2 separate regions of the Homo sapiens genome follow, and region 1 is linked to region 2. Evidence: chromatin loops called from intact Hi-C (ENCODE). Cell type or tissue: MCF 10A. All regions are shown on one strand. Links, peaks and the distances in the headings refer to the core of each region. The heading gives the core; the rest is flanking DNA. Region 1 overlaps BCAT1 (branched chain amino acid transaminase 1). Region 2 holds the start of LINC02909 (long intergenic non-protein coding RNA 2909).

Evidence for each region. A loop is a pair of places that touch in the nucleus more often than their neighbours do. Peaks named below come from ENCODE experiments on the same cell type or tissue, not always from the same donor. Only the 100,000 strongest peaks of a DNase experiment are listed, where the experiment ranks them.
Region 1: it touches region 2 in a loop (3-fold over the local background); 3 of 110 quality-filtered maps call a loop at or near these places.

What each region holds. Positions count from the first base shown.
Region 1 is chr12:24,844,701-24,860,198 of GRCh38, forward strand. It overlaps BCAT1 (branched chain amino acid transaminase 1), which reads right to left. Exons shown (of 11, transcript NM_005504.7): 6 at 5,086-5,249. Among named protein-coding and RNA genes, the nearest start is that of BCAT1-AS1, 33 kb to the left of the region's middle. In MCF 10A, for the core only: a CTCF peak has its summit at 7,969; no DNase peak of the experiment used is centred there.
Region 2 is chr12:24,982,051-24,997,548 of GRCh38, forward strand. LINC02909 (long intergenic non-protein coding RNA 2909) reads right to left here and starts at 15,415. Exons shown (of 4, transcript NR_171024.1): 1 at 15,182-15,415; 2 at 14,147-14,289; 3 at 13,757-14,017; 4 at 11,374-12,277. In MCF 10A, for the core only: CTCF peaks have their summits at 9,634 (motif pointing right) and 9,845; a DNase peak (open chromatin) is centred at 9,621.

The DNA.
Region 1 (15,498 bases), core at 3,944-11,943, 140 kb before region 2:
TCCTGGCTAACACGGTGAAACCTCGTCTCTACTAAAAATACTAAAAATTATCCGGGCGTGGTGGCTGGCGCCTGTAGTCCCAGCTACTCGGGAGGCTGAGGCAGGAGAATGGCGTGAACCCGGGAGGTGGAGCTTGCAGTGAGCCGAGATCGCGCCACTGCACTCCAGTCTGAGCGACAGAGTGAGACTGTCTCAAAAAAAAAAAAAAAAAAAAAAAGAGTCCTTAAAAGGGCCAGGCACAGTGGCTCATACCTGTAATCTCAGCACTTTGGGAGGCTGAGGTGGGCAAGTTACTTGAGGTCAGGAGTTCCAGACCAGCCTGGCTAACATGGTGAAACCCTGTCTCTACCAAAAATATAAAAAACTAGCTGGGTTTGGTGGACCACGCCTGTAATCCCACCTACTCGGGAGGCTGAGGCAGGAGCACCACTCACACCAGGGAGGCGGAGGTTGCAGTGAGCTGAGATGGTGCCACTGCACTCCAGCCTAGGAGACAGAGCGAGACTGTCCCCTCCCAGCAAAAAAAAAAAAAGAGCCATTAAAAGACGCTTAAAACATATGCTTCTAAATACAGATGACAAAATATAAATTCTTGGTCAATGTGGAGATGAAGCAAGTCTGGTATACAGATAGGAAGCTATTAAAAAAACAATAAAATAAATAAAAATTAAAAAGACAAAGACAACAGATAGGAAGCTATTGTTTAATGACCATAAAAAGTCAAATAATCCTTATTCATAACTGATAGTAAATAGATAACTGAGTTAAATTACAAATGCTTTTTAATAATGAGTATAAACCAGATTGCAGGGGACGTCTGGTAGAAAGACCACAGGTTTGTTGTTAACAGACCTGAGGACAGCTCTTGCATTTCCACTATTTGGTATATGTGAACTTAAGCAAGTTAGTCCTTATTTTTCCCTCATTTAATTATCTGGCAGATAAAAATATCTGCTTTATATATCTCATTGGGTTGCTTGGAAAAAATAAATAATAACAATAAAAGCCAAAGGATGAGTTACATGAGACTGTTACATCCTAATGAAATTAAGTTTTTTAAAAAATAACTATTTCAGTGGGGTGTGGTGGCTCATGCCTGTAATCCCAGTGACTCAGGACACCGAGGCAGGAGGATGGCTTGAGGCCAGAAGTCCCAGACCAGCCTGGGCAACACAGCAAGACTGCATCTCTAAAAACTAATAATAATAACTATTTTATTTGAATTTTTTCTCATTCGTAGACACAACTACGAAGTAGTGAAGCAGTGAAGTTTTACCCTACCTGAAAATAAATTATTTTTTCATATACAAAATGCCCTTTAGACTGTATTAAAAAACACATAGAGAATTCTTACAGGATGAATATTTAGCCTTTCAAAGAAGCTTCTAAATACAAATGCATACACATTTCTGAAAGTGTAGCTGAATTAAAACCATGGCTCCTCAGCTTCATGAAGCACTGAGCAAGGAAAGAGGATTAAAGACAGTGACTATTTCAATGCACTGAAAAGAAAAGGGTTTTTTATGTTTAAGTTTTAATTGATTGATTGATGTATTATTATATTCTGTAGATGGTCTTTATTCCCCCAAACAAGTTTTAATTTTCCCAGAGTTCTCTCACAGGTGTAAGCTGTATTATTAATGTCCACAGGATAACTGATACCATGGTAATATAGTTGGGTTCCCGCCCATGTGCTGCCAATATTCATAAGAGAAACATGTTCTTGGAGGAAACAGAAAAATGAAAAAGTAAGAAAGCTGTTGACATAGAAACATTTCAATATGGTTTTAAATAGGTTATCTGGGAGAATAGACATATTAAATACATCCCTCCAAAAGAATAAATTCTATTATGTAAAATTTAACTGATTTCTTCTAAGATAAAGAGAGTCCAGGAAATGAAATGAGAAAGTGAGAAAACCTCACAACATCAGTGACTGTGAGAGTTTACTACAGGTTGAGGATCCCTAATTTAAAACTTTGAAATGCTCTAAAATCTAAAACTTTTTCGGTGCCAACATGATGCTCAATTTGGATTTCGAATTTTTTGGATTAGGGATGCCCAAAGAGAAATACTCCAAAATTTGAAATCCAAAACACATCTGGTCCCAAGCATTTCAGATAAGAGATATGCAACCCATACCTGCCAGACTGGGTGCTAAGTACTTAACTACATTATTTCATTGAGTCATCTAAAAACAACCCTAGACTTTATTGTTCATTGGAAGACTTGGAGAGAGGATTCAGTTGTAGAAGATCTCACAGATAGTTAAGTGTGTAACTCCCAGACATTTGACTCCTAAACCCAAGCTTTTAACCATTAGGTTATCATACTGCATTTGCTGAGAGCTTTCTATATGCCAAGTACTATCCTAGGCACTTTCTATTATCTCACTTAATCTGTGCAAGGTATTATTGCCTCAACTTTAAAAATGAGGAAACTGATACATAGAGCAGTTAAGTAACATGCCCAAGGCAATTAGGTTGGTTTGTTTTTAAAGACTTCAGGTTTTTTTCAGAGCAGTTTTAGGTTCCCACCAAAACTGAAAGGCAAGTACAAAGATTTCCCATATCCCTTTCTCCCCATCCAAATGAATAGTTTCTACCATTACCAATGCCTCACACCAGAGTGGTACATTTGCTGAAATTAATGAACCACATTGACATACCATTATCACCTGAAGTCTAGAGTTTTCATTAGTGTTCATTCCTGGTGTACATTCTATGGGTTTGGACAAATCTATAACGACATTTACGCACCATTATGACAGTTAGGTTTTTAAGCCAGGTCTTTCTGACTTCAAAGCTTGTACTCTTAAATGCAGAATCAGAATGCAAGGAAAAAAGAAAAAACTAAGAGAGATAATTTGTGTGTGTGTGTGCACGTGTGCATGTGCAAGAGAGAGAGAAAAAGAGAGAAAGAGAGAGAGAGTGACAGAAAGCCTTATTCCTCCCAAATTAACCAAGGAATCACCTGGAACTAAAGCTGTTTCTACAGTGCAAGACCTTTCTCTAGCTCAGTGCTTCTCAAGCTTGGCTGCATGCTAAAGAATCCTGATGCTCAGTCTCTGCCCTAGATTCACTTAGATAGAAAGCAGAAAGTTCTTGACTTTATGAGACTCAATAGTTATTTAATAATACCAGTTGACTACAGGTGTCAAGGGTAACTGTTGACTTAATTAGGTTTACAGATGTAATAATACACAAAACTAAAGTTGACTCCAAATGTCTTTGCCAACTCAACAGGATAATATTAAATGCGGAATATTTTGTTCCCCTTGTACCTCTCCAGGTCAGAAGCATAGGAGGAGACGGCCCTAGAACTTTTTGGAAGTGATAGGCATATAGGTTAAATGCCCATCCTTTTGGTTACCACCTTCCCTCTTGCCATTTTTAATTTATGAGTTCAATACTTTCTTCTCCGGTCTCTTCCTTTCCTAAGAGATTTCAAGTCAATTTCCATGGATCATAGTCCACCTGAGCCTAATGAATCAAATATTTTTATAATAGATTTTATTATTTTAGAGTACTTTTAGATTCACAGAGAAATTGAGCAAAAGGTAACAGAATTCCCCTATTATACCCCTTCCCGAACACCCTCTCAGTTTTTCTTCTTATTATCATCTTGCATTAGTGTGGTCCACAAGTCCACAGTTTACATTAGGGTTCACTCTGTGTGGTACTGAAAACATTAATTTTTAACTGGCCTACAGTGATCATGTATTCTGCAATAGTGCATTAAATCATTGTTTACAAAATAAATTACAACCTGCCCAAATACCGGTTAATAAAGATTGCCCTGCAATTTCTGTGTCCCCAGGTTATCTTTTTCCTAAACAGGTCGGGGAGCTAGAAAGCAATATTTTAAACAGGGAAACTTTTTCCTTATTACTTTTCATCAAGACTGTTTATTTACTCTCTATATATGGTATATATATGGTATGCAGTGGTACATAGGCACATGCTCTGCGAAGAAGTTTGAACCAGTAAAAAAAGAAATCAAGAGTCAAAAAAAGGAGTTTTCAACCTGGCTAGCCTAGGACACAGGAAGGTGTGCTCTAAGCCAGAAGGAGAATAGACTTCCTAGTTTTAATGCACTCCATTTGGATTTCTCTACCCATTGAGGGAATGCAGTTGCTAAAGTTGCCAGTGGGGATGACTTTTATAACCGTTCTTTTTTAATTTGGGTAGGTGAGGAGAGAAAAGAAAAAGGAAATACAGCAAGACTACAGAGGGGTCAAAGCCAGTGGTCATTGCCTCTAATACCCCAGCAGCACGTCATGTGACTCTCCCCTGCCTCCTGGACCTAAATGTCCTACCAGGGCCCACAAGACTGCCATGGAGTCACCTTCTAGGACAGCTGCTGCCCTGAGTATGCAAACAGCACCATTTGATACATGCAAAGCAAGAACCCATGCTGCTTAAACCAGTTATTCTCGTTCACCCATAGGGGCATTCCCAACTCATGGCCAAGTCCACCCCTGAAATCGTCCAACACTTTTCAAATGCTCTTTTATTTCCTGCCAGCTACATATGGCCTATGAGACTGGCCTGACAGAGCCAAAGCAGGGCTGTCCCGCAGCCAGTTGGCAGCAGGTGTGGCCACAATCTGTGGCAATGAAGACAGCACTTCAGTGAAGCGGGCACCTTCCCCAGACATGACTCCCTGGAGCCAACTGAGAGCCTGGGTCCCAGGACCAGATGCTTTTTAATGCCAGCCGTCAGCCTGCAGCCAGAGACCAGCGCCCAGGGGAAGTTTATCCAAAGCACCGATGTGATGCTTGTTGTAGTTTCTTACTTCAGTTCTTCCCTAGATATCATATCCAGTGTTTCTCCCTTACAAAGGGCCATGGGCTATCCTTTAAACTAGCACATCTAAAAGCGAGGGCACTGAATTCATACTGCGTTTATATAGGAAAAGCTACTACAGCTGGCTTGCTGAAAGATTAAACTGAAAATTAACCATGAAACACAATGAGCATTAAAGTTTGAAAAGTATTATATGTGTTCATACTGAAGTGAAATGGCACTAACTAAATGGTCATGAAGGTGTCTTTCCTTTAGACAGAGACACAGATTTACTTACCCTCCCATCTTGCAGTCCCCAGTTCCACCTTTCCAGGCTCTTACATACTTGGGATTGGCCCACAGGGACACTGGATTAAAGGTTCCACTTGAAAAATAAGGTCCCACTGGGCTCAAGAGTACAAAGAGCAGGGCTTTGGTAGGCTTCTTGACTCCAAGAGAAGGCTGCAACAAAGTAGAAGTACATACAACTGTAACTTAAAATGTGGACACCAGTCTTAAAGTCTAGAATAGATTTATATCTGTCTCCCAGAAGAAGCCATCGAATTACAGGAGCTATTACCATACTTTTAAAATTGAGTTACACAAAGCCTAGTGGTTTTTAAGAAGGAAATCCTGAGAATGGAGTACATACATTTCATTTTGCTTTGCTTTCTGAGTTGTTAGGATTTTAGCAAAAAAGCTAGATTTGTCCATTTTTGCGTGTTAGTAGGGTTTTGGAGGACAGACATATTTCTAACAACTATCTATATAACACCTTTCAAGGTTGCATGATTGGGAATTGAGAAAGGGGAGAACCTAGACATGGTTTTAGGCTTTGGGGGGTAAAATATAATATTTACTTCTCTAACTCATCCTTCTGTTTCATAGCCTAAGTGACTGCTTCAGGACATGGCAGGGTCTTCAGCAGGTGGTAGGTGCAGGCGAATGTGTCATTAGCACACCTGCCCACATCAACTAGCAGGTAGCAAGAGTGCAATTTCAACAGAGGGATAAGTACTGTTAAATCAAGTTTAGCCTACAGCTGCCTCATTACATTTTAAGCTCAGCTTAAAGGTTTCTTTGCACATCATGAACTATAACCTAAGTGGACATTATAAACAGATGGTAGCCTACTCTTGTGCCAATTACTGAGTTTTGGCCAATCAAACGTGGCCAACTGTTCAAACCATGTTCAAATAAGGCAAACGCTGAGTTATAACCAATTCAGCTGTTTCTGAATCTCTTTTCTGTTTCCTGTATGTCACTTTCCTTCCTCTGTCCATAAATCCTCTTCCACCATGTGGCTGCACTGAAGTCACAGGGACTACTCTGGATGGGAAGGCTGCCCGAATTGAGAATGGTTCTTTGCTCAATTAAAAACTTTTAAATTTAATTCAGCTGAAGTTTTTTTATTTAACAATATCTTCAAAAAAACAGGGAATGAATGACTTATAAATAACAAAGATAGAAGACCATCTTTCCCACAAACACTGTAAAGCCAGAAGCCCACAATGCAAAATCATGCCAATTCCTCCATCACAAGAGCAGTTATAAATAATTAGGGTTCATTGTTTATTAAGGAAGAAAACTGAGAGACCCAACGTTTTGAAGGCTACATATTAAGGTAGAAATGATCACTGGGCTATCCTCAGCAATATAAGACCACATGAAGTAAAAAAACAAGGCAGGACTCTTAGGTTAAGAGCTTCGGGATATAAACCACTTGTGTCCAATCTTCACTAGAGCCTGGTCTACCTGGATAGGAATGGGGATCTGTCAGGAGAAGAAAGAGAATCTTTACAATAGAAGACTCAACTTCAGCTGATTTTGTGGCTTTGTAATGTTTCTGGAGGGATATTTTTATCTGAACTTCAATTAAACTTCCCCTTACTACCCATTGCCCCACCATCCCTCACCCACTGCTCAACACTCAGATCACCAAAATCAGGCAGGTAAAATATTCATGAGCACAAAAAAATGTGTTTACACAAGCACACACCAATGCCATCTGAAAGGCATGTCACCTTAGGAAATGGGAAGGTAATTTCATTAGCATTCCATGGGAACATGACGACCAAAGGGCCTGGGTGGCCACAACAAACCTATGATGGTTGATGGAAGACTATGTTAGAGAAATCCGTCAGCAAGCAACAACAGGTTTTGATTGTTAGCTTGTGTTTGTTCTTTAACAGAGACTGAAGATTAAAGGAGGACCATCCTACCAGTAAAGGATAAAGCGCCTTAAAGCTTCATTTGCCTTTTTGGGTTTCATTGTTTGGGAGGAAAAACCTAAGCATAATACACACACCCGCTTTTCTTCCCAGCTACGATAAAACTTAACCATCTTATCTCTGCACTTTTATTTAACCTCTCAGTTAAGAAATGACACCTTCATTTCATGGGTGCCTTGAAGCAGAACATGTTAGATTTTTTTAACAAATCCTATGATACGGTTTGGATTTGTGTCCCTGCCCATATCTCATGTCAAATTGGAGGAGGGGCCCAGTGTGAGATGATAGGATCGTGGGGGTGAATTTCCTCCCTGCTGTGCTTGTGAGAGTGAGTGAGTTCTCCTGAGATCTGATGGTTTAAAAGTGTGTGGCACTTCCCCTGTGCTCTCCCTCTCCTGCTGCCATGAGAAGGTCCTTGCTTCCCTTTCACCTTCTTCCACTGTATGTTTCCTGAGGTCTCCCAGTCATGCTTCCTGTTAAGCCTGCAGAACTGTGAGTCAATTAAACCTCTTTTCTTCATAAATTACCCAGTCTCAGGTAGTTCTTTATAGCAGTGTGAAAATGGACTAATACACCCTAGTGATGAGGAATTTAGAGAAGCTTCTTAACATAATTTAGAGATATAATATGCTGGCATCATCTCAATAATTTACCTAGCTTCTAAGTTTCTGAATAGAATAGCTTATTTGTGGACAAACTAATAGCATTTTAATAGCTATCACAAAAATGGCTGGGACTTTTTTCACTCCAAACTAATGTATTTTATGCAAACTACATTATACTAAAAGAAGTAACAATAACGTGTTATGAAAATTTTTTCCTGAAATAAATTTCCCCTGGTTCATTTTCTTCTCCTGATTTTGACAGGTAAATTTGCATTTTATTCCACTAGGTGGTAGTATACAGAGCACAGATAGAAAATGGAATAATTCTGTACATTAAATCCATTTGTAGAAAAAAGGTCTTGATAAACCTCTAAGTAATATTTTTATTCTTAGCAAGCAGGTAAATTATAGACTATAACTTTTCAATGCTGAGAGAAAATGTGTTTATGTATACTAATACTTTATTTTCTGCAATTTAACCAAGGTCAATTCATGTTTTACAAGTACTTCAAGTACTGGTGTTGATCACAGACTAGTCACCTTCATCCTCAAATGATTACTTACACCAATTCATTGTCTTTTCATGAATAAAACTGTGATTTCACTGAAAATGGTCACAGTGCTTTAAGACAATGAATAAGATCTAACACTAGGCAGAAAGAGAGGAAGAGAGCTTTATGATTGGGTCTGTTTCTATGCTTAGGAGTCATTATTTTTTTCTATGTTTCAATTATCCCTTCTAGCCTGAAAAGCAATCTAAATTCTGTGCTACTGTTAAGAGTATTTTATTATGAACTGTTATACAAAAAAAGGTAACTGCACTCATATGTTTATCACAGCCCTGTCCACAACAACAAAGACATGGAATCAACCCAGGTGACCATCAATGGTGGACTGAATAAAGAAAATGTGATACATATAAACCATGGAATACTATGCAGCCATAAAAAAGAATGAACTCATGTCATTTGTAGCAACACAGCTGCAGCTGGAGTCTCTCTATCCTAAATGAATTAACACAGAAACAGAAAACCAAAATATCACACGTCCGCACTTATAAGTGAGAGCTAAGCATTAGGTACATATAGACACAAAGATGGGAACAATAAACACTAGGGATTCCAAAAGAGGGGGAGGGGAAAAGTGTTTAGAAATACTACCTATAGTGTACTACGTTCACTACTTGGGCAATGAGATCCTTAGAAGCTAAAATCTTTGTATCACAACATATACCCATGTAACAAACTTGCACATGTAACTCCTGACTCTCACATAAATTTTTTTTAATTAAAAAAAGTCAATTAACTTGTTTCACACAAGAGTATTTTATTATATAATATTAAACAACTACAAGCAAAATCCCACGATGATAAGTTCAGTCATCTGATTAAATAAAGCAAAAGCCACATAAATAATGAGAACATATGGATGACAATAGCTGATGAATTGTGTGAGTCAATTTCGATGAGTCACATTCCTTATAAACACTTTAACACTTTGGCTTTTTACTCTACTAGCTTCCTGGAATATTCAAATACATGAGGAATTAAAAGGGGCTTTAAAAAAAAACATGAAAAATGAGAAACATAAAATTTCAAATGCAGCATATTTAACTTCTCAAGAGACCACATTGACTTTGAAGCTGAAATGATGATGTGTTTAAAAAAATAAAGACTTTTTTTACTTCACGAGCTATACCTCACAAATACATGGCAAATACATATACAAGGGTTTTTAAATACATGGATATGTTGCATAGAAGGACAAGACACTGAGTGTGATGGAAAATAAAAAGACATGTCACAGAGAAAATCATCACTTTCCTCTGATCAGTCAGAAATTACTTTATCAAAAGGCAGGATTTCAGAGGTGATTTGAATGACGGCAGGAAAGAGCTCAGTGAGCTGAGAAGAGTACTATTAGCCTATGTTTTGGCCTAGAAGCCAGAGAGGCACAGCAGCATGTGCAGGCTTGAGAATAATTCTGCCTAGGCAAGGCAGATGAGAGGCAGAAGAAATAAGATAATTGGAAAAGACAGAAGAACATTTTTCCTAAAGCAAGACAATTTTTTTTTTAATTTGAAGAGTAGCCTGTTTTCTTTTTTAAAAAACTACTGCCAGTTGTTTTGAAAGAAGTTTAAATTGTTAAAGGGGAAAATAGTAAAGAATACTGGACTAAGGGGTGCTTCAAGGGAGAGCTCAGCGGTCCATACAGGGCTTGAATGCTGTGAGGGTCAGGAAAGCGAGGGCACTGAATTCATACTGTGTTTATATAGGAAAAGCTACTATAGCTGGCTTGCTGAAAGATCAAAAAATAATAATAACCCCCAATAGTATGCATTGCTTTTTGGCTCCAAAATATTTCACTGTCATTATCTCATACAACAGAACAATTCAAAAAGTTATAATTCCTATTTTTAGGTTGAGGAAACTGAGGCTTCAAACAATTTGCCCAAATGTCATGGTTATTAAGTTCTAGTTCTTCTCCTCTTAATCCAGAGTTATTTCATACTTTACCAAAGCTTGAAAAAAATATTAATAAAGTACCCAAGATCTCCTTACTTTAAGAGAGTTCCAACTGGTATCTAGCTTTCTTCCCGCTGAGCCTTCACCCATAGTGAGACACAGCGGGGATACCTCTTAGGGACCTGCTGAGTGCCCCCCGCCCCTGAGCATAAAAATAAAGGAACAGCTTGAGTTCCTTCAAGAGAAAGTCCAGTCATCCTGCTAGCCTTGAGAAGTAAATGAGCAACTCGATAAGCAAAAAGGGAAACAGTAGCTTAAAATAATCACCAAGGAGGTCAGAGTCAGAAGATGTTTGGTTTCCTATAGAAACTAAAGATAACATCTTAACAGATGTTCCAGAGTTGTTTTTCAGAACCTGGATCACCATCATATGGATCCTCCAGACCACAGATAACGAGGGAACTGAGACAACTCTGGACATACTGGCTATGAGGTAGCCCTGCTCCGCAGGAGCAGTTAAAAAAAAAAAAAAAGAAAGAAAAAAAAAAGAAAAGGAATTGAGGACTGAATTATCACCATTCTTTGTTTTCCATTTTGTTTTTTTAGATGGAGTCTCAAGTCTCGCTCTCTTGCCCAGGGTGGAGTGCAGTGGCGCAATCTTGGCTCACTGCAACCTCCACCTCCCAGGTTCAAGCGATTCTCCTGCCTCAGCCTCCTGAGGAGCTGGGATTACAGGCGTGCACCACCACACCCGGCTAGTTTTTGTATTTTTAGTAGAGATGGGGTTTCACCATGTTGGCCAGGCTGGTCTCAAATCCCTGACCTCAAGTGATCCACCCTCCTCAGCCTCCCAAAGTGCTGGGATTACAGGCGTGAACTACCACGCCTGGCACCATTCTTTGTCTTAAATTTCTTTCTGAGAAGTCTGGAGGAAGTCCGCCCATGGGCCAGACCTAACATTCCTTTCTGCTGATTCCATCTTTATTTTTTTTCTTTTTCTTTTTTTCTTTTTTATTTTTTTTAGAGACAGAGTCTTGCCATGTTGACTAGGCTGGTCTTGAAATCCTGGCCTCAAGTTACCCTCCTTCTTCAGCCTTTCAAAGTGCTGAGGTTACAAGCATGAGCCACCACACCTGGCCTGCTGATCCCATCTTTAGACAAATATCCCCTTCCTTAAACAATGTGCAAATCAGAAAATATTTGGATTTACCTGTAACCTGTAAGCCCCTACTTCAGGATATCCCACCTTTTTAGGCCAAACCAATATATGGCTTCCATGTGTTGATTGATGCCTTTGCCTGTAACCTCTGCACCTTACATGTAAGCCACTGTGGAGTTCAGGTCTTAAGCATGAGCTCCCTGATTCTGTTTGCTTCTTGACCTGCAAATAAACACCCTCCTTTCTCCCACTGTAAAACCCCGGTGTGGATGATAGAGCTTACTGCACTGGGTGAAATAGCCTTCACCCTCTACACACCCCACGCTCAAACCATACTGAACCCCTTCCATTGCTCCTCACTTTCCTACTTCCATATGCTCTACTGCACTACTTCCTCTGCCTGGAACACTCTCCTTCCAATGCCCTCCTATTATGGGTTGAATTGTGTCCCTAAAATTCCTATGTTGAAATCCTAACCCACGGTGTGACTGTATTTGGACATCGGGCCTTTAAAGAGGTAATTAAACTTAAATGAAGACATGAAAGTGAGGCCTTAATCCATAGGCCTGCTGTCCTTATAAGAAGAGGAAAAGACACCAGAGATAGCTCCCTTGGCCAGATAGAGGAAAGGCCCAGAGAGGACATAGGGAGAAGGTGGCCATCTACAAGCCAGGAGAGCTCTTACCAGAAATCAGCTTTACAGGCACCCTCATCTTGGACTTCTAGACTTTGGAGCAGTGAGAAAATAAACACCTGTGGTTGAAGCTGCCTAGTCTGTAATATTCTATTATGGCAGCCCTAGCTAGCCACAGGATAGAATGCAGGCCTAGGAATCCTACAAATCTGGTCTTCAAGCTGGCCCGCAAACTGGTCAGTTACAAACTTTTCTGCAGGTCCCTGAAACAAAAACTGGATGAAGTTTCCCTCTCGTCTTGTTTTATGTCCTTGAAAGCTTGACCTTGTAACCACGTGGGGGTACTTTCTCCTGATCTCTGCCATCCAGAGGGTGTGAATTTTGGGGTTCCTGTCAATTAGTCCTAAAAATTATCTTGAGCAGTTAAAAGCCTTTGCAAGCTCAAAATTGGCTGCTCTAGGCTCCTTCTCGGAGGAGCAATGGAGACTGTGCAGTACTGCAGCTCAGTAACTAAGGCTTTGCTATTTCACAGTGGTGGCCTGGATTCAATTCCTAGCTTCGGGAATGAGTCCTTTCTGGTTTGATATCTATGTGACCTTTGCCATTTATTAATTATCTTCCCCTCATGAACAACTTCTGACTCCCTGTCTTGAATCTTCCTTTCTCTGAGCTATGTTTGGAGGTTCCAGATCTTGTAAAAACTGCTTACCACCTCTTTGAAAATACCTCCCACACCTGTGGTTAAATCATAACCTTAGTTAAGGCTTATTGGTTTCACCTGGGAGGTTACTTTTGGTAAAGTTCAAAAGCCAGAAATATTAGCTGTTTGTCCTGGCTAGAGTCTGATAATAAGAGATTTGGTTAAAAGTCAGCTTAATTAAAAGTGATGTCCAAGATTATCTATCTATCTATCTATCTGGCAGGTTTTATATTGATTTTTTTCTAGATAAAAGTTTTTTCTTCTCAGTCAACTGAATTGTTTTTCTCATTTTGTTTTCTTGCCACTCTTGATGCCCACATTGAGAGGACCTAAGATCATTTCTAACAGCCTGGGCTTCCTTAGAAAAAACTGAGGGAGCACCACAGGCTCCATTTTGGGAAAAATCTGTTTTCCTCATGGAACCCCAGGAATTGAAGGCAAGCAAATCCCTCTCAAAATCCAAGGCATTGCTCTGATTTGCATTGTGTTACCTAATGTTTTTTACTTGTAGGGGTATCAGAAATTACTTTGCATTATGGGAGAGCTTTTAACCTTGGTGTGTAATAACTAGGCAGGAAATATGCTTTAAGGGAAGGCTAATAGCAGTTATAGGGGAATACCCCACTCTGTGCACGTTTGGATCAGAGAAGCATGCTCTTGGCCACCTAGAAGGTATGGAAACATTCTTCTACACCTTCCAAAACTCCCAGAGGGGATGGGCTGATTCCCTCTTTTTGGGATCCAGAATCCAATATAAAAATGAGATCTGTAATTTTGGGGAATCTGTTTTGCCTTCTAACTGCACCTGTTTATTAGGCCCCAGAAACTGCATGTTTTCCCGGCTCTGTCCCCACACGTTGCTCCACCCTGAAGCCAGTAATCCAATTAAGATTCTTAAAAGCTGGCAAATGAAAAAATTAACAGCTACTGGGTCTTCTGTCTGTGTATTTTTGTGTGTTGTATGTGTGATATGCATAGAAAAGAGCTCTAATTAATTGGCTTGAAAAATAAGCACTTAAATTGAATATTTTGTCAGAAAAATAAAAACTTTAACACCTTTTAATTCATGGGACTTTAATAATCTTTGGGAAATAAAGAGAATCAAATATATTGGTAAAATAAAAATGTCTTCAAAATTTAGACATCTGGTCTAAATTAGGTCAGATTAAATTAGATTTGCTGAATGCTTCAATGCCATAAACTGCTTCTTTAACTTGATAATTGTTCAACTCACCTGCTTTGGAGCCATTAGATTCTAGGTAGGGCCTGGGGACATGTGGAGTTGGCCATGCCCCCTAGCTATGCTGGAAAGACTCAGACCTTATCTGCACTTCTGTCTGGCGTCCTAGGCTCCACACCTGGTACATAATTAAAACCACTTATTTATCAGACTTTTCACCAAATATAAAAGTTGCTAAGAGTTAACATTGTAGCACATGTAATTGAGGCTACCAGAGAAACAGTGTTACCTGCAAGGCGTGTAAGGAAAATAGAATGTGTTTTTGGTAAAAGATTATAAGAAGGCATGGGAATGTGGTCTTATTGCCTAGTTTACAGAGTTAAAAGACTGTTTTAAGTTACATAGGATAAAGCTAAAGGTTTGAGTAAGTTGTGGGAGGTCAGTGAAAATTAATCTTGTAAAAGAAATTCTGTGTGTTAAAATATTAGCTAAAGTTAAAGGGTATTATTCAGTTTTTCCATAAATAGAACATTGGAATAAAAGCACAACAGGGTTTTCTTAGAGCATTAATCTGCTCTTTAACAACAACAAAAAAAAATTGTAAAGGACTACAAAAGGTTTATGAGAATCTTATCTCATGGTAAAATTGATTAAGATTGAATAATTTGTCTACAAGGTTTTCTTAAGAATTGGATTTGACATTCATTAATGCAAAGATGAAATTTGGCTTTCTCTCTTGAACAAAATTTTCATGTAATATTAAAAGATCATGGAAGATTTTTGTTTGCCTTTTGAATAAACAACAAAATAAAGAAGAAAAAGTGAGACATTGTTTGGAAAGCTGTCTTCCCTCTATCAATGAGTAAAGGATTTTGCTTGCTGGGCGCAGTGGCTCACGCCTGTAATACCAGCACTTTGGGAGGCTGAGGCGGGTGGATCACGAGGTCAGAAGATGGAGACCATCCTGGCTAACATGGTGAAACCCCGTCTCTACTAAAAACACAAAAAAATTAGCCAAGCGTAGTGGCGGGTGCCTGTAGTCCCAGCTACCCCGGAGGCTGAGGCAGGAGAATGGTGTGAACCCGGGAGACGGAGCTTGCAGTGAGCCGAGATGGCGCCACTGAACTCCAGCTGGGCGACAGAGCCAGACTCGTCTCAAAAAAAAAAAAAAAAAAAAAGGATTTTGCTTTTGGAAAATCTTTGTATTATCATTTTGGCTAAATAAATGACTTTACAGTGACCTGGGATTCGATTTTATAATATCAAGTGTTTTAAATCTTTGATATTTGACAAACTTTCCAAAATCAAATTCTATATTATGCCTTTTCCTGATCTGGTCAATACTTTAGATATGAGGTCCCCTTAAGTCCAAAAATGACATATTTGGCTTACTTGGTATATTAAAATCATACAGGAAGCACTGTCAAATATGAAATGGTGTTTAGCTTTCTTTGAGTTGTATTTGTATAAATATGTTATTGGTATGTGCTCCAAAATTATGGGAAACTCCTAAATTCTGATATGACTTAGTTTATGTTATCAGTAATAATTATAACTGTTATGTAAAATTGTTGTATGCCACAGAAGTAACCAAAATTTCTAGTCAATTGTGTCTTTAACCACGGCTTTCCTAAGACTTTATGTTATCCACAGAAAATTGTTGTCTTGTTTTGATCCTCTTTAAAAGATGGTTTATAATCAGATAGAGGGCTCTTAAATGCAGGTTTCTGAAAAATT
Region 2 (15,498 bases), core at 5,100-13,099:
TATAGAGAGGTTAAGTCACTTGGCCAAAGGCAAAGTTTGGAGGAAAACCTAGGCAATCTAGATTTTGAGTCCATGCTCTTAACCCCTGCTATGCTGCTCCTCGCAGTCCATTATGGCAGATGGAGTGAATCAAATTCTGTTAAAAGGCCATTATGGGAAGGGGTGGACAGGTGCAAGAACAGAGACAAAAAGTTGAAAAAGTTCACCGAAAACTAAATTTAAATTCATTAAGAATAATCTATATTAATTATGTTACCTATTCCCTATGTCTTAGTCTGTTTTTTGTTGCTGTAACAGAATACCACAAACTTGATAATTTATAAAGAAAAGAATCTTATTTGGCCATGGTTCTGGAGACTGGGAAGTCCAAGAGCATGGCTCTGATATCTGGTGAATGTCATCCCTGGCAGAAGGCAGAAGCAAGTGTACTAGACAAAGAAAAGATGGGGACTTATCAGGAGCCCAGTCCCATTATAACTAACTGACTCCTGTGATAACAGCATTAATGCATTCATAAAGGTGGAGTTCTCATTACCTAATCACCTCCTGAAGTTCCCATCTCCCAATATTGCTGCACTGGGGATTAGGTTTCCAACATGTGAACTTAGGGAACATATTCAGACCATAGCTTTCTGCCCCAGGTCCTCAAAACTCATGTCCTTCTCACAATGCAAAAACACATTCATTCCATTCCAATCATCCCAAAAGTCTTAACTCATTCCTGCACCAACTCAAAAGTTCAAAGTCCAGAGTTTCATCTAAATCAGATGTGAGTAAAATTTGAGACACAATTCATCCCAAGGCAAACTCCTCTAGCTGTGAGTTTGTGAAATCAAAACAAGTTATCTACTTTCAAAATAGTAGGACAGGCATAAAATAGACATTTCCATTCCAAAAGGAAAAAACGAGCAAGAAGAAAGGGGTAACTGGTACCAAGTAAGTCCAAAACCTAAAAGGGAAAACAACAGTAAGTTTTAAAGCTAAGCTAGGTGTGGTGGTGTGTGCCTATAATCCCAGCTACTTAGGAGGCTGAGGCAGGAGGATTGCTTGAAGTCAGGAGTTCAAGTCTGTAGTGAACTATGATCATACTTGCAAATAGCCACTAACTCCAGCCTAGGCACCATAGTGAGAACTTATTACTTAAAAAAAAAAGTTTTAAAGCTGGAGAATAATCTCCTTTGACTCCATGTCCTGCATCCTGGGAACACTGGGGCAGGAGTTGAGCCTCTGAGACCTCTGCCAGCCCTACCTCTATAGCTTTTCTGTGCTCAGTCATGCTTCAGCTCTCCCAGGCTGGAATTGCATGCTGCTAGCCCTACAGTTCTGTGGTCTTGGAGGTAGCCCCACTTCCTTGACTCCACTAGATATTGTCTTAGTGGGGCCTCTCTGTGGCATTTCCAACCCCACATTTCTGATCGGCATTGCCCTAGTAGGAGCTCTTCGTGGTGGCTCCATCCCTGTGGCAGGTTTCTGCCTGGGCTTCCAGGTGGTCCGTGGCATCTTTTGAAATTTAGGTGGAGGAAGCCATGCTTCCACAGCTTTTGCATTCTGCATGCCTGAATGCTACCAAGGCTTAACTCTTATACCTCCCAGAGTACTGAGTCAAGCAGCACCTGAAGCTGCTTGAACCACCACTGGGGCCACCAACAGGTGCTTAGATGGAACGCAGGGAACAGAAACCCAAGGTGGCTCTGGGCAATGAGCCTGTGGAGGAGGCTCCTGGCCCATCCCCTGAACCTATTCTGCCTTCCTAGAGCCCTAGGCCTGTGATAGGAAGGGCAACCTCAAAGAACTTTAAATGCCTTTGGGATCATTCTCCCATTGTCTTTATGAATAGCACCTGGCTACCTTCAATCCATGGTAATCATTTTAGCTTCTGCCGAGTATCCTACTTCATTGCTCTTTAAATTTTACATTTCACAGGGCCTTAGGACATTAACACAATTTACCTAAAGTCCTAGCAATGGTATAAAAAAGATGGCCCTTACTCCAGTTTTCAATACCTTTTTCCTCATTTCCATCTGAGACGTCATCAGAATGGCCTCTACTGTCTGTATTTCTATCAACATTCTGGTCCAAACCACTTAAGTAAGCTCTGTGAAGATGCAGACTTTCCTAAGTTCTGGGATCTTCTGAGCCCTCACCAGAATGTTCCTTAGTGTTTTATTCGTGGCAATCTAGCCTTTTTCTAGCCTGCTTCTCTAAATTCTTTCAGCCTCTACTCATTACCTAGTTCCAAAGCTGCTTCCATATTTTCAGGTAATTGTTATAGTAGCAACTCCACTGTCGGTACTAATTTTCTGTCTTAGTTCATGTTCTGTTGCTAAAATAGAATTCCAGAATATTTAAATACCAGGATAATTTACAAAGAAAAGAAGTTTATTTGGCTCACGTTTCTGGAGGCTGGGAAGTCCAAGAACATGGTGCTGTATCTCATGAAGGTCATCCCATGGCAGAAGTGGGGAAGGTGGAAGCAAGCACACTAGACCAAGAGAAGAAGGAAACTGAACTTATCAGGAGCCCACTTCCTTGATAACTAACTCACTCCTGTGATAATGACATTGATTCATTCATGAAGGCAGAGCCTTCATGACCTAATTACCTCTTTTTTTTTTTTTTTTTTTTGAGACAGAATCTCGCTCTGTAGCGCAGGCTGGAGTTCAGTGGCGTGATCTCAGCTCGCTGCAAGCCCCGCCTCCTGGGTTCATGCCATTCTCCTGCCTCAGCCTCCCGAGTAGCTGGGACTACAGGCGCCCGCCACCGCGCCCAGCTAATTTTTTGTATTTTTAGTAGAGACGGGGTTTCACCATGTTAGTCAGGATGGTCTCAATCTCCTGACCTCATGATCCACCCGCCTCGGCCTCCCAAAGTGCTGGGATTACAGGCGTGAGCCACCACGCCCGGCCTTAATTACCTCTTAAAGTTCCCATCTCCAAATATTGTTGCGTTGGGGATTACATTTCCAGTGCATGAACTTTGCACATGCCAACATAGCACCCGATTCCCACTCAGAACAACTAGCAGGCTATGAGGAAATCTGCCTCTATTGGCAGGGAAGGGCACTTTTCAAAGGAGGTATATAGCCCAAGTGATAGATACAACAGATATGCCCATCCGTGCTCTTTTGTGATGCTGTATGTTCTGACATTTCCACCCCAACTGATTTACTCAAGAGAAATAAACTCACCAACAATTTGATCCATATGGCCCTCCTTCAAGATAAAATAAAATCTATTATTGTTATTTTTCACAAACAAATAATGAAAGTCATAGACTACTTTGTTTTATTTGTCTTCCTTTCCATAGTGACTTCCATGTGCCTATATCTGGCATTTAGAATGGTGTGAAGAAAGAAGGCCCCTGGGAGTCTCAGCGAGCCTAATACGCTGCACCCCAGTTCTGCCTCTGCAGATGACACCAAGAGATTCCTGGTGTCTTTACTCTGAGCACTGTCTGGTCTGATCAGTAAAAAACATAAGTCCGGCTGGGTGCAGTGGCTCATGCCTGTAATCCCAGCACTTTGAGAGGCCGAGGCGGGCGGATCACAAGGTCAGGAGTTCAAGATCAGCCTGGCCAACATAGTGAAAACCTGTCTCTACTAAAAATACAAAAAAAAATTAGCCAGGCGTGGTGGCGGGTGCCTGTAGTCCCAGCTACTTGGGAGGTTGAGGCAGGAGAATTGCTTGAACTGGGGAGGTGGAGGTTGGAGTGAGCTGAGATCACGCCACTCCACTCCAACCTGGGTGACACAGCGAGACTCTGTCTAAAAAGAAAAAGAAAAAAAAAAAGTCCCCAGCATCCTTTGGTTATTGCTGATAAAAATGTCTTGTTGACTGTCAGGGAATGACACCCAGCAAAGTTGTCCTAGTAATATATTGTAGACAATGTACATGCAAATTGGAAGAAAGAATTTTAATGCAGGTATAAGCAGTGCTGTCTTCCTCTCATAACCTACATGGTGCTAATATATATTACAATAGTAGGATCATCCTTCCATTATAAAAACTTCACCCTGGGCTTCTGATTTACAAATCCATATATTCAGGACTAGAAGTTCTTCTCTGACAAATTTCCTCTCTTCCATAAAAATGACAAAGGTAAGTCTGTTAATTTTGGTATGTAGAAAATACCTAGATTTTATGTAGGGTGCTTGATTTATTATACAACTCTGTGTGCTAGTTACTCTGAGTAGTTTTATGGGGAAAAAGTCATGGTGAATAAGTAATTCCATTTTGCACATTGTAAAAATAAGAAAGTAAATGCAATACTTGTGTAACACTAATTGTTACCTACCAGGCTGGAAAAATAAAAACATGTTTGTCCTACAAACTAAATAGGGCTCTAGTTCAAGCACTTATGATTGCACATTTGGGAGGAATGAAATACCTCTTTCATTTAAAAAATACTAGTATGCATTCTATTTGGTGTTCTAGTATATAATATGGACACATGAACCACCCAAGTGACTATTTTCAAAAGTACACCCAACACAGATGTATAAACAGTGCACCTAAATCATATAATTCAGTCACTAGATGCCCTATGAGGCCTCCTCTTGGAGGCAGAATATAAACTACGGGTACAAGTAAAATGAGGACTGTGAAATGACCTTGGATTTATATAATAATAAATGAGGTGGCAATTGGTGATCTTGATGATAGCAATTTCACTATAATATGTTCTAAAGTGAATGGGTGGAGAGAAATTAGAGACTGTGAGTACAGACACTGCTTTTTAAGAGTTCGCTGGGCCGGGCACAGTGGCTCATGCCTATAATCCCAGCACTTTGAGAGGACAAGGCAGGCCGATCACTTGAGGTCAGGAGTTCGAGATCAGCCTTGCCAACATGGTAAAACACTGTCTGTACTAAAAATACAAAAGTTAGCTAGGCGTGGTGGTGCACCCCTGTAATCCCAGCTACTCTGGAAGCTGAGACAGGAGAATCGCTTGAATTCAGGAGGCAGAGTTTGCAGCGAGCCAAGATCGCGCCACTGCACTCCAGCCTGGGCGATAGAGTGAGACTCTTTCCCTCTCTCTCAAAAAAAGAGTTTGCTGTGAAAGAAAGGAAAGAAATGGAAACCAGCAGAGATAAGTAGAGAGTGCATACAGCCACTCACTCCACAGCCTCTGCAACTCTTGCTTTCTGCATGCCTACAGAATTAGCACCACATGGATACTGCCATACCCTTGACCTTATTAACAATAGCTGCAGCCCTGTCCTATCTCAAGTGCTGTATTCCACACTTTGACAAACACCTGCTAACTTTCCAGCTCACTCCTTGTAGTATCTCAAATTCACCAACCTTCTATCTTACCAGAATCTTTAATCCACTGACTTTATTACTATTATAATGTCCCTCATCCCCACACTTGTGTCATTTGTTTTCTCCCTACCTAGTTTACATCCTATGGTCATCAGTAGAGTCACTACTTTGCATACATTCAACTCTACTAAGTCCTTCTTACTTCTCACATCATACTTGCTTGGATAGATCACACCCCTAGTTAACTGCAACTCCCCACCTGCTCCGTGCCTGCAGCCATGCAGTTAAAAGACATAAAACTGTGCTAGCTGCTCTCCTATTAAATTTGGGACCATGAATTTTCATGCAGTCTTTCATGCTGCCCAGCAGTCATACAGTGTTTCCCTAATCCCTTCTCTCTCACATTCTCCCCTAGATTATTTTATACTTTCTCCTCTCCCTTATTTAACACTTCCTCCCTACAGCTTTGCTGAGATAGTTGAAGCAATCAGAAGAAATCATCCCCACCTCCCTCCCCTATAACTGCCCATCTGCACCTGTGCCCACACTCCAACCTTCCCTTCTTCTTAGGAATCACCTGTCTCTGCTGCTGGTGAAGTCCCACCACCTGTGCACTTAGAGTCACCCCTGACTCATGCTCAAGGACAGGTTCTGCCATTCTCATCTCTCTCTTCTGCATCCTCAGTCTCCCCCTCCTGATGATAATTCCCATAAACATGCAAACATGCAGTTATTTCTCCCAACTAAAACAAAAACTCCATTAACTCCACTTCTCTGTCTGCTAGTATCCATTTCTTTCCTTCCTTTTACAGCAATTTTTTTTTTTTTTTTTTTTTTTGAGACAGAGTTTCTCCCTTGTTGCCCAGGCTGGAGTGTAATGGCAAAATTTTCACTCACTGCAACCTCTGCCTCCCGGGTTCAAGCGATGCTCCTGCCTCAGCCTCCCAAGTAGCTGGAATTGCAGTCATGAGCCACCACGCCCAGCTAATTTTGTATTTGTAGTAGAGACGGGGTTTCACCATGTTGTCCAGGCTGGTCTTGAACTCCTGACTTCAGGTGATTCGCCCACCTCAGCCTCCCAAAGTGCTGGGATTACAGGCGTGAGCCACCGCGCCTGGCCCACAGCAAACTCTTAAAAAGCAGTATCCATCTTGGCAGTTTCTCATTTCTCTCCCCCATTCACTTTTGAACAAGTTATAATGAAATTGCTTTCATCAAGATCACCAATTACCTCCTCCTTCACTACTAATCCAAGATCGTTTCATAGTCCTCATTTTACTTGTCCTATCAGCAGCCCATTACTTTCTTCTCCGTAAAATGCTTTGTCCACTTGGCTTCCAGGACACTGCACTCACCTGATTTTCCACCTACCTTTCTGCTGTTCCTTTTCAGTCTCTTGCTAGTTCCTCCTCATGTCATCATTCAGACTGGTGAGTGCTGATGTGCAGTAGGGCTCAGCCCTGGACTTCCCTTCTCTGTCTGCCTTCACACCCTGGGTGATCTCAAGAGCTCTCGCAGCTCGAAGTGCCACCTGTAGGCTCAGGACTCCCAGATTTTTATCTTCGACCCAAAACCTCTCCCTTGAATCCAGACGTATATCCAAATTCCTATTTGACATTTCCACTTCATTTTTTTGACTTTGTACTTTATACAAACGCATTTTATTTTTATTTTATTTTATTTTATTATTTTTTAGAGATGAGGTCTCGCTATATTGTCCAGGCTGGTCTCAAACTCCTGAGCTCAAGCAATCCTCCCACTTCAGCCTCCCGAAGTACTGAGATTACAGGTGTGAGTCACCGTGCCTGGCCTACAAATGCATTTTATGTACAAGATTAATACATAAAATAGGACAATAAAGAACTATTCTGGGTTTGGTGGGAGGATTGGGGAGATATTGGTCAAAGGGCATAAGATTTCAGAAGAAATAAGTTCGAAAGATCTATTGTATATCATGGTGACTATAGTTAACAACAATATATTGTATGCTTGAAAATTGCTTAAGACAGTAGAGTTTAGGTGTTCTAGTCACACACACACAAATGATAAGCATGTGGAATAAAGCATATGTTAAATGCTTGATATAGTCATTTCACAATATGTACATATATCAAAACCGCATGGTGTACACCATAAATGCATGCAATTTTGACTTCTCAATTAAAACAAACAAAGAAAAACAAATTACTCTGAGTGAACTGGGTGAAAAGCAACCCTAAGGGGCTTTTCATTCACCTGAATATTTAATAGCCTCTTTTTTTTTTAAGTTAATAGAGGCAAAGTCTCACTGTGTCTGGTCTTGAACCTGAGGTCAAGTGATCCTCCCACTTTGACCTCCCAAGGTACTAGGATTATAGGCTTGAGCCACCATGCCTGGCCTTAATAGCATCTCAGACTTCACATTCTAAAACAGCTCCTGGTATTCCTCCTGTTCTCGAAACCATCTCAATCAATGGCAGCTACATTTTTCCCGTTGCTGAGGTCAAAATCTTGAAGTCATTCTTTATTACTCTCTTATTCTCATACCCACATTTGGTCTGCTAACATATTCTGTCTCATCTAACAGTCTATCTCCCTCTCTCTCTCTCTATCTCTCTCTCTCTCTATCTATCTATCTACAATTTACTGTCATCATTTCTCCTCTAGAAATATTGTGGAGTTTTTTGGGTTTGTTTGTTTGCTTGTTTGAGATAGGGTCTTGCTCTGTCAACCAGGTTGGAATGCAGTGACACAATCATGGCTCATTGCAGCCTCGACCTCCCAGACTCAGGCGATCCTCCCTCTTTAGCCTCCTGAGTAGCTGGGACTACAGGTGCATGCCACCATGCCCAGCTGATTTTTTAACTTTTATTTTTTGTAGAGATGGGGTCTCACTGTGTTGCCCAGGCTGGTCTCAAACTCCTGGGCTCAAATGATCCTCCTACCTTGGCCTCCAAAGTGTTGGGATTACAGGCATGAACCACTGTGCCTGGCCCTGGATTATTGCTGTAAACGTCTAACTTGTCTCACTATTTCTGCCGTTAACTCTCTTCAGACTCTCTTCAATTTATTCATTTATTCAGAGCACAATTCTGCTCCGTTTAAAATTCTCCAGAGGCGTCCCATCTCCCTTAGAGCAAAGGCCAATGTCCTATAACCCTAAGATCCTGTATAATTTTCCCCTGGCATTAGTGCTCCGCCCTCATTTCCTGCCACTCTCCCCTGTATTCAGGTCACTCCAGCCCCGCTGACCTCCTTGCTGTTTCTTGGCCATGTCAGGCACACTTGCACCTCAGGTCCTTTGCATCTGCCCTTCCTTCTGCCTGAATACATTTCCTCAAGTGTCCTCTCCCCAGTTCCTTCACTTCCTCAGGTCTTTACTCAAATATGCCTCCTGGAGAGCCCTTCCTGGGCTACCCTGTCTACAACTGCAAACCTCCCACCAAACTCATTCTTTGTATTTTTATATTTTCCTTTGGCATTTATCAGCCCATAACATGCTATATTTTTTGGCCTATTATGTTAATTTTCTGTCTCCCCCTGTGAAAAGTAAGCTGTATGAGAGCAGGAAGTTTGTCTGTTTTGTTCACTGTTTATCCTTAGCACTACAACATGCCTGATCCTACCAAGTACTCAGTATTTGTTGAATGAATGAATTATAATGGTGATGGGCATGATGAAAATAGGCAGACAGACAAGGCAAACATATACAATAATGCTTACTTTTATACACATTGGTGACAATTGTCAGTTGCAACTATTGTTAAAAAGTTATTTTATCCTCAATGTTCCTACATCATCAAAATAGAGTTCTGCACCCAGACAAGAGTTAAGGCACTAGAATTGAGGACTGCTACCAAAATGTGTGATTTTTGTAACTTAAAAAAGTCCCCACAGTGATATTTTAAATATTATGCTACCAAATATTATCATTCTTTTTTTTTTTTTTTTTTTTTTTTGAGACAGGGTCTCGCTCTGTTACCCAGGCTCAAGTGCAGTGACACAATCACAGCTGACTGCAGCCTTGACCTCCTCTGGCTCAAGCAATCCTCCCACCTCAGCCTCCTGAGTAGCTGAGACTACAGGCATGCACCCACCATGCCTGGCTAATTTTTATATTTCTAAGTAGAGGTGGGGGTTTCGCCATGTTGCACAGACTGGTCTCGAACTCCTGAGCTCAAGCGATCCACCTGCCTCAGCTTTCCAAAAGTGCTGGGATTACAGCCATGAGCCACTGTGCCCGGACTTCTTTTAAAAAAAAAAAAATCTTTCTTATGATACACAATTTGAGCTCACGAACCAGTAATCACAACATTGAGAATAAGATAAATCATAGGTAGGTTTATTAATGACTTCCAACTACTTACCAGCAGAGGGTGCTACTTATCCATATTTTCACACGTATAAAGCGTGTTTCGCTGAACTAACAGGCAGGCTTCAATACTGTAAATGACATTATCTTACAAATCTGTATTATGTGATAATGAATCAGCCACCCAAACATAAACATAATACCTTCAGTTTTAAAAATCTATATTTTTCTTGCCTTTATTTGTGAATTTAAATAGATGATACTGTACATGAATATGGTACAAAAATGTACAGAAATAATTAACTCTTTCTTCTATCCCAGTCCTCTAGTTCCTCAATTTTCTCTTCCAAGGTTATCATTGTCTCCAGTTTCTTCTGTATTTATGTGTATGTCTGTTATGTTTTGTGTTTGTATTGTATGTGTTTTTTGTTTTGTTTTGTATTTTAAATCAGAAATGCTATAAGTGCTATTCTTCAGCTTAGGGTTGATTTATAAACAAGCCCATAATTTTGGGATTCCATATCAGTACTTATAGAACATCTTTCTTTTAAACAGCTATATTTTATTCCAGTGTGTAAATAAACAGAAATTTATGTAACCAGTCCTCTGTTGATAGATGGTAAGGTTATTTTAAATATTTTGCCTTTCCAAACATTAGTAAATTAGTGTATTTTTACATTTATCTTTGTAAATATGTGCAAGTATATTTGTAGGGTAATTTCTTAGGGAAAATTGGGTAGCCATCTGAAAAATAATGAAGGTATAGTTTCATCTCTCTATACAAAGATAAATTCCAAATATATTAAATCAAAGACACTAGAGAAAAACAGAGGAGAATGTCTTTATGATTTTTGAGTCACGAAAGCTTTCTAAGGCTAACACGAACTCAGAAGGTATAAGAAAGAAGATTGAAATTTGACTGCACATTTTTAAAAATCTGTGTGGCAAAAACACCATAAACAAAAAACACAAATAACACCTGGTGAAAATGTATTTGTAACACATCCTACAAAGAACTAAATCTTGTAATATGTAAAGAGCTTTTGTGTATTGATAAAATCAAGCCCCATTCAAAAATGACCAAAGCATACAAATAAAACATAGAAATGGAAATACAAATGGCTTTAAACACATGAAACCATATTCATAAGGAAAGAAATCACAAATTACACTGTTTTTTGGTCTTTTTTTTTTTCCTTTTTGTGGAGAATGGGGGGGGGGTCTCACTATATCACCCAGGCAGGTCTTGAACTCAAGCTATCCTCCTGCCTCTGCCTCCCTAAATGCTGGGATTACAGGTGTGAGTCACCATGCCTCTTGAGAAATGCATATTAAAATAATGAGATGCTATATTTCACCTATCAGATTGGCAAAGACCAACATATTGTGTTCGTGAGGGTGTGGGGAAACAAGCAGGCTCACAGATTGTTGGTGAGACTGTAAATTGGTACAACCTCTATGGAAACCAATTTGGCATCAGCTAGCAAACTTTTAAAACTAGCCAGGTTTAGTGGCTCACAACTGTAATCTCAACATTTTGGGAGGCCAAGGCAGGTAGACTCTTGAGCTTAGGAGTTTGAGACCAGCCTGGGCAACAGGGTGAAACCCTGTCTCTACTAAAAATACAAAAATTAGCTAGGTGTAGCATGGCTGTAGTTCCAGCTACTCGGGAGGCTGAGGTGGGAGGATCGGGCTTGAACCCAGGAGGTCAAGGCTGCAGTGAGCTGTGATTGCACCACTGCCCTATAGCCTGGGTGACAGAGTGAGACTTCCTTTCTCTCTCTCTCAAAAAAAAAATTTATATGAAAGTTAGTAGAGTTTTTTTTTCTTTTAGTCAAATCTGTTTATTTGGATTATCTGCATGTTCTTAACCAGAAGGAAATGCTACACAGAGTTGAAGAATAAAGACAAAATATTAAAAATTTAAGGTAGGTATTATGTTCTTTGTATAATGTGGATAACAGCCATATTGAGCTACGGAAAGTAACATGACAAAAGAATCTCTGAGTGTATATCACTCACGGTCCTTTAGGAAATCGATAGTACCTTTTTTTAAAAAAAAAAAAAAGGAGGCTGCAAAGAGTTTCAATTCTTGAAAGTGTAGGCAGGGTTAAGGGAAACAGCATGGGGTGGTGGGCAACCTCAGGTGCTGGCATCTGGCTCTAGGAAGCCATTACCCTCCCTGGCAAGAGGCAATGGAGAAAACACTTACAGAACCAAGTGAACACTGTCACTTTGGGAGAGGCCACCTGACAGGGGCTGTGGAAAAGCGTGAGCCACTGTCAGACAGAGACCTGGCAGGGTGGGAGCCAGGAGAACAAATGCTGCAGACTCTTCCTCCTCCTGGCCCTCCATCTGCTGGGCCCTCCCACTGGCCACATTCAATGGGAAATCAGAGGGCAAAGGAGCCAGACTGATGCTGTCAATAGAGGCCTGTCTCCTGGGATGCTGAACAAAGATGGGTTGCTCTTGCTCTGCATCCACGGGATAGATCCGGAAGGGCAACGGATGATTTCATTCAGTGTAATATGCATCTTGGTAATATATTCAGGGCCTTGCTTCATTTCCACCTTTCTCCAAAAACATATTATCACTTTTCTTTCAAAGTAATTACTTCTGTAGTAATCCTTTTTGGAATGGAAGCCATAGATCATTCAAACTCCCAATCCTTTTCTTTCCGAGACAGCATCTTTATATGAAAATTGTCATAGCATGATGTAGGCTGATTTAAAAAAAGAAGAAAAAAAGGCTTTCTGAAGAGACTGCATTTGCACATTAAAGTCCAATTAAAAGGCTGGGCACAGGCACTTTGGGAGGCCGAGGCAGGCAGATCACTTGAGGAGTTAGAGACCAGCCTGGACAACATAGTGAAATTCTGTCTCTACTAAAAATACAAAAATTAGCTGGGCATGTTGGCGCACGCCTGTAGTCCCACTTACTTGGGAGGCTGAGGCATGAGAATTGCCTGAACCAGGGAGGCAGAGGTTGCAGTGAGCCAAGATCACACCACTGCACTCCAGCTTGAGCAACAGAGCCAGAATCTGTCTCAAATAATAATAATAATGATACTTCATTTAAAAAAGCAACTTAAAGGCAATGATACCTAGAATATAAGCACATTAAAGAGTATATTATGAGAAATAAATAGTGCATTTTACATAGAGTGGGTTTTGAAAAATAAAAGTTATGTTTGGCCATGCATGTACTGGAGAAGGAGTCCATTATCTGGTTTTCTTCTTTTCTTTCCTTTGTTTGTTTTTATTATTGTTGTTTTTGAGACAGGGTGTTGCTCTGTCACCCAGGCTGGAGTGCAGTGGTGCAATCTCTACTGGCTAACTGCAGCCTCGACTTCCCAGACTCAAGCTTGATCCTCCCACTTCAGCCTCCCAAGCAGCGGGACTACAGGTGCGTGCCACCATGCCTGGCTAATTTATTTTTTACTATTTTATTTTATTTATTTATTTATTTTTTATTTTTATTTTTTATTGATCATTCTTGGGTGTTTCTCGCAGAGGGGGATTTGGCAGGGTCACAGGACAATAGTGGAGGGAAGGTCAGCAGATTTACTATTTTATTTTATTTTATTTTATTTTATTTGAGACAGAGTTTCACTCTTTGCCCAGACTGGTGTGCAATGGCTTGGCTCACTGCAACCTCCACCTTCTGGATTCAAGTGATTCTCCTGCCTCAGCCTCCTGAGTAGCTGAGTTTATAGGCATGCGCCACCCTGCCTGGCTAATTTTGTATTTTTGGTAGAGATAGGGTTTCTCTATGTTGCCCAGGTTGGTCTCAAACTCATGGGATCAAACAATCCACCTGCCTGGGCCTCTCAAAGTCCTGGGATTACAGGCATGAGCCACTGCACCTGGCCCCTTTCTTCTAATAGTGCCTCTCAACCATACACCTCCCACCTCATTTGTATTTGGTTAGACAAAGTGACTCCCTCAGATCAACCAGGGATTAATCCTGGAGCTCCAACACATATTTAAAACTACTGGCTTGATAGTCTAACAACATTGTAGATTACCTAGAGAGAAGCAGATACGTTATTTAAACGGATTTCTTGACCTATTTACATGATAAGATTTAATTTCCTTGAAATGCCATTTTGAAAACTGGGATTGGCATCCCTTACAGGTTCTCTAATTAGTTGCTTTCAGATTACTTGGCAAGTAAAGGACTATGTTGTTATGAACCCCACCTGCAGTATATCCCGAACAGGAATCTCCATCTTGGGTTTCTTTTTGTAAAGTCTGCATTTGACCCCTTTACACTCTTTTCCGTGTTCATAAACGTGCTCAGGGTTGGAAAAGCTGTTTCAGTAGAGATGGCATATTTCTGGTGGCATTCGGGGGCAGGTACAGGAGTTGCAGGCATCCATCGTATGCTGTCCAGCGTCTGCACGTTCCCTTGTTTGCTCCCAGTGGGTAGAGAACCCGGCATTGTGGGTACCTTATTAGAACTGTCAGGAGGTAATATTACATAAATAATGAAATAACATGTTAATGCAATTCATTACAGGTTCGTTGGAATTTATTGTTCAGGTTATTCCTTTCACTGCTCTGAGAAACATCAGGTATACTAGACTCACCTGAAGCAGGATGTAAGCGTATAATTTGTCAGACGGGCAATATGGTCTAGTGGATCCAGAATTTGAATATTATTTCTGGCTCTGCTGCTGGCTTCCTTTATGACTAGGAGGGAAATGTCTCTGGGTGTTGCCAGTTTCGGTATCTGTGGATTGATAAGCAGATCGCAAGCATGGATGTTATAATAGGTTATTTCATGGGAAATTAAACAGCAAATCTAATGAGAGGAGCGGGTTACTTGGTCATTTCTTTCTAGGTGCTATTTGGTGCTTTAAGAGGACCTCTAGTATTGGATAAGTTAAAGGAGTTTCAGAAAGTGCATCATAACAACATTACTGAGAGCTCAGAATGTGCTACATGGTTCTGAGGGCCATCTGCGTATTAACCTCATTTAATCCCTGCAGCACACCCGGAGGTCATTGCATGATATTGATGCAATTTTACAGATGAAGAAACTGAAGCACATATGGTTAAATAATTTGTCCAAGATCACAAAGCTAGTAAGCAGCAGAACTGGGGTTTGAACTCAGGTTATTTAAACTCAGAGCCCCAGTTCTTATTCCCCAGTATTTGACTCCCCTTTGCTCTCACCTGGTGATAGAAATGATAATGACCAGGCTGAGCGCAATGGCTCACACCTGTAATCCCAGCACCTTGGGAGACTGAGGCAGGTAGATCGCTTGAGCTCAGGAGTTTGAGACCAGCCTGGGCAACACAACAAAACCCCATCTCTACAAAAGATACAAAAATTAGCTGGCTGTGGTGGCATGCCCCTGTCATTTCAGTTACTTGGCAGGCTGAGGTGGGGGAGTGGCTTGAGCCCAGTAGGCAGAGATTGAAGTGAGCTGAGATCGTGCCACTGCACTCAAGCTTGGGCAACAAAGCAACACTCCATTTCCAAAAAACAAAAGAAAAAGTATGAGATTTAACTTAAAAATAATTTTCCTTCATCTGATTAGAAAGTATAATCAGGATGAGCTTTAGTGTGTTGTTTTTTGTAGAGCCGGGCGGGGACCGGGGGTGGGGGGGGGTCTCACCATGTTGCCCAGGCTGGTCTTGAACTCCTGGGCTCAAGCGATCCTCCCACCTCAGCCTCCCAAAGTGCTGGGATTACAGGTGAAAGACACTGCACCTGGACTATCTTTCTGTTATTGCTGTGGTGGGGAGCACACCAAAATAGTGCCTGTCATCCTCATCCTTCCTAGGCATCTTTCCCAGCACTGCTGCTGTGATTAGTACCTTAACTCCAGCCTAGGCAGGTGCAGTGCATCAGCGGCTCTCTTCTCTAGCTTCTTTTACCTCAGCCCAAGCCACTCTGTAGAAATGGGCTCCACCCATGTCATCTGACCTGTAG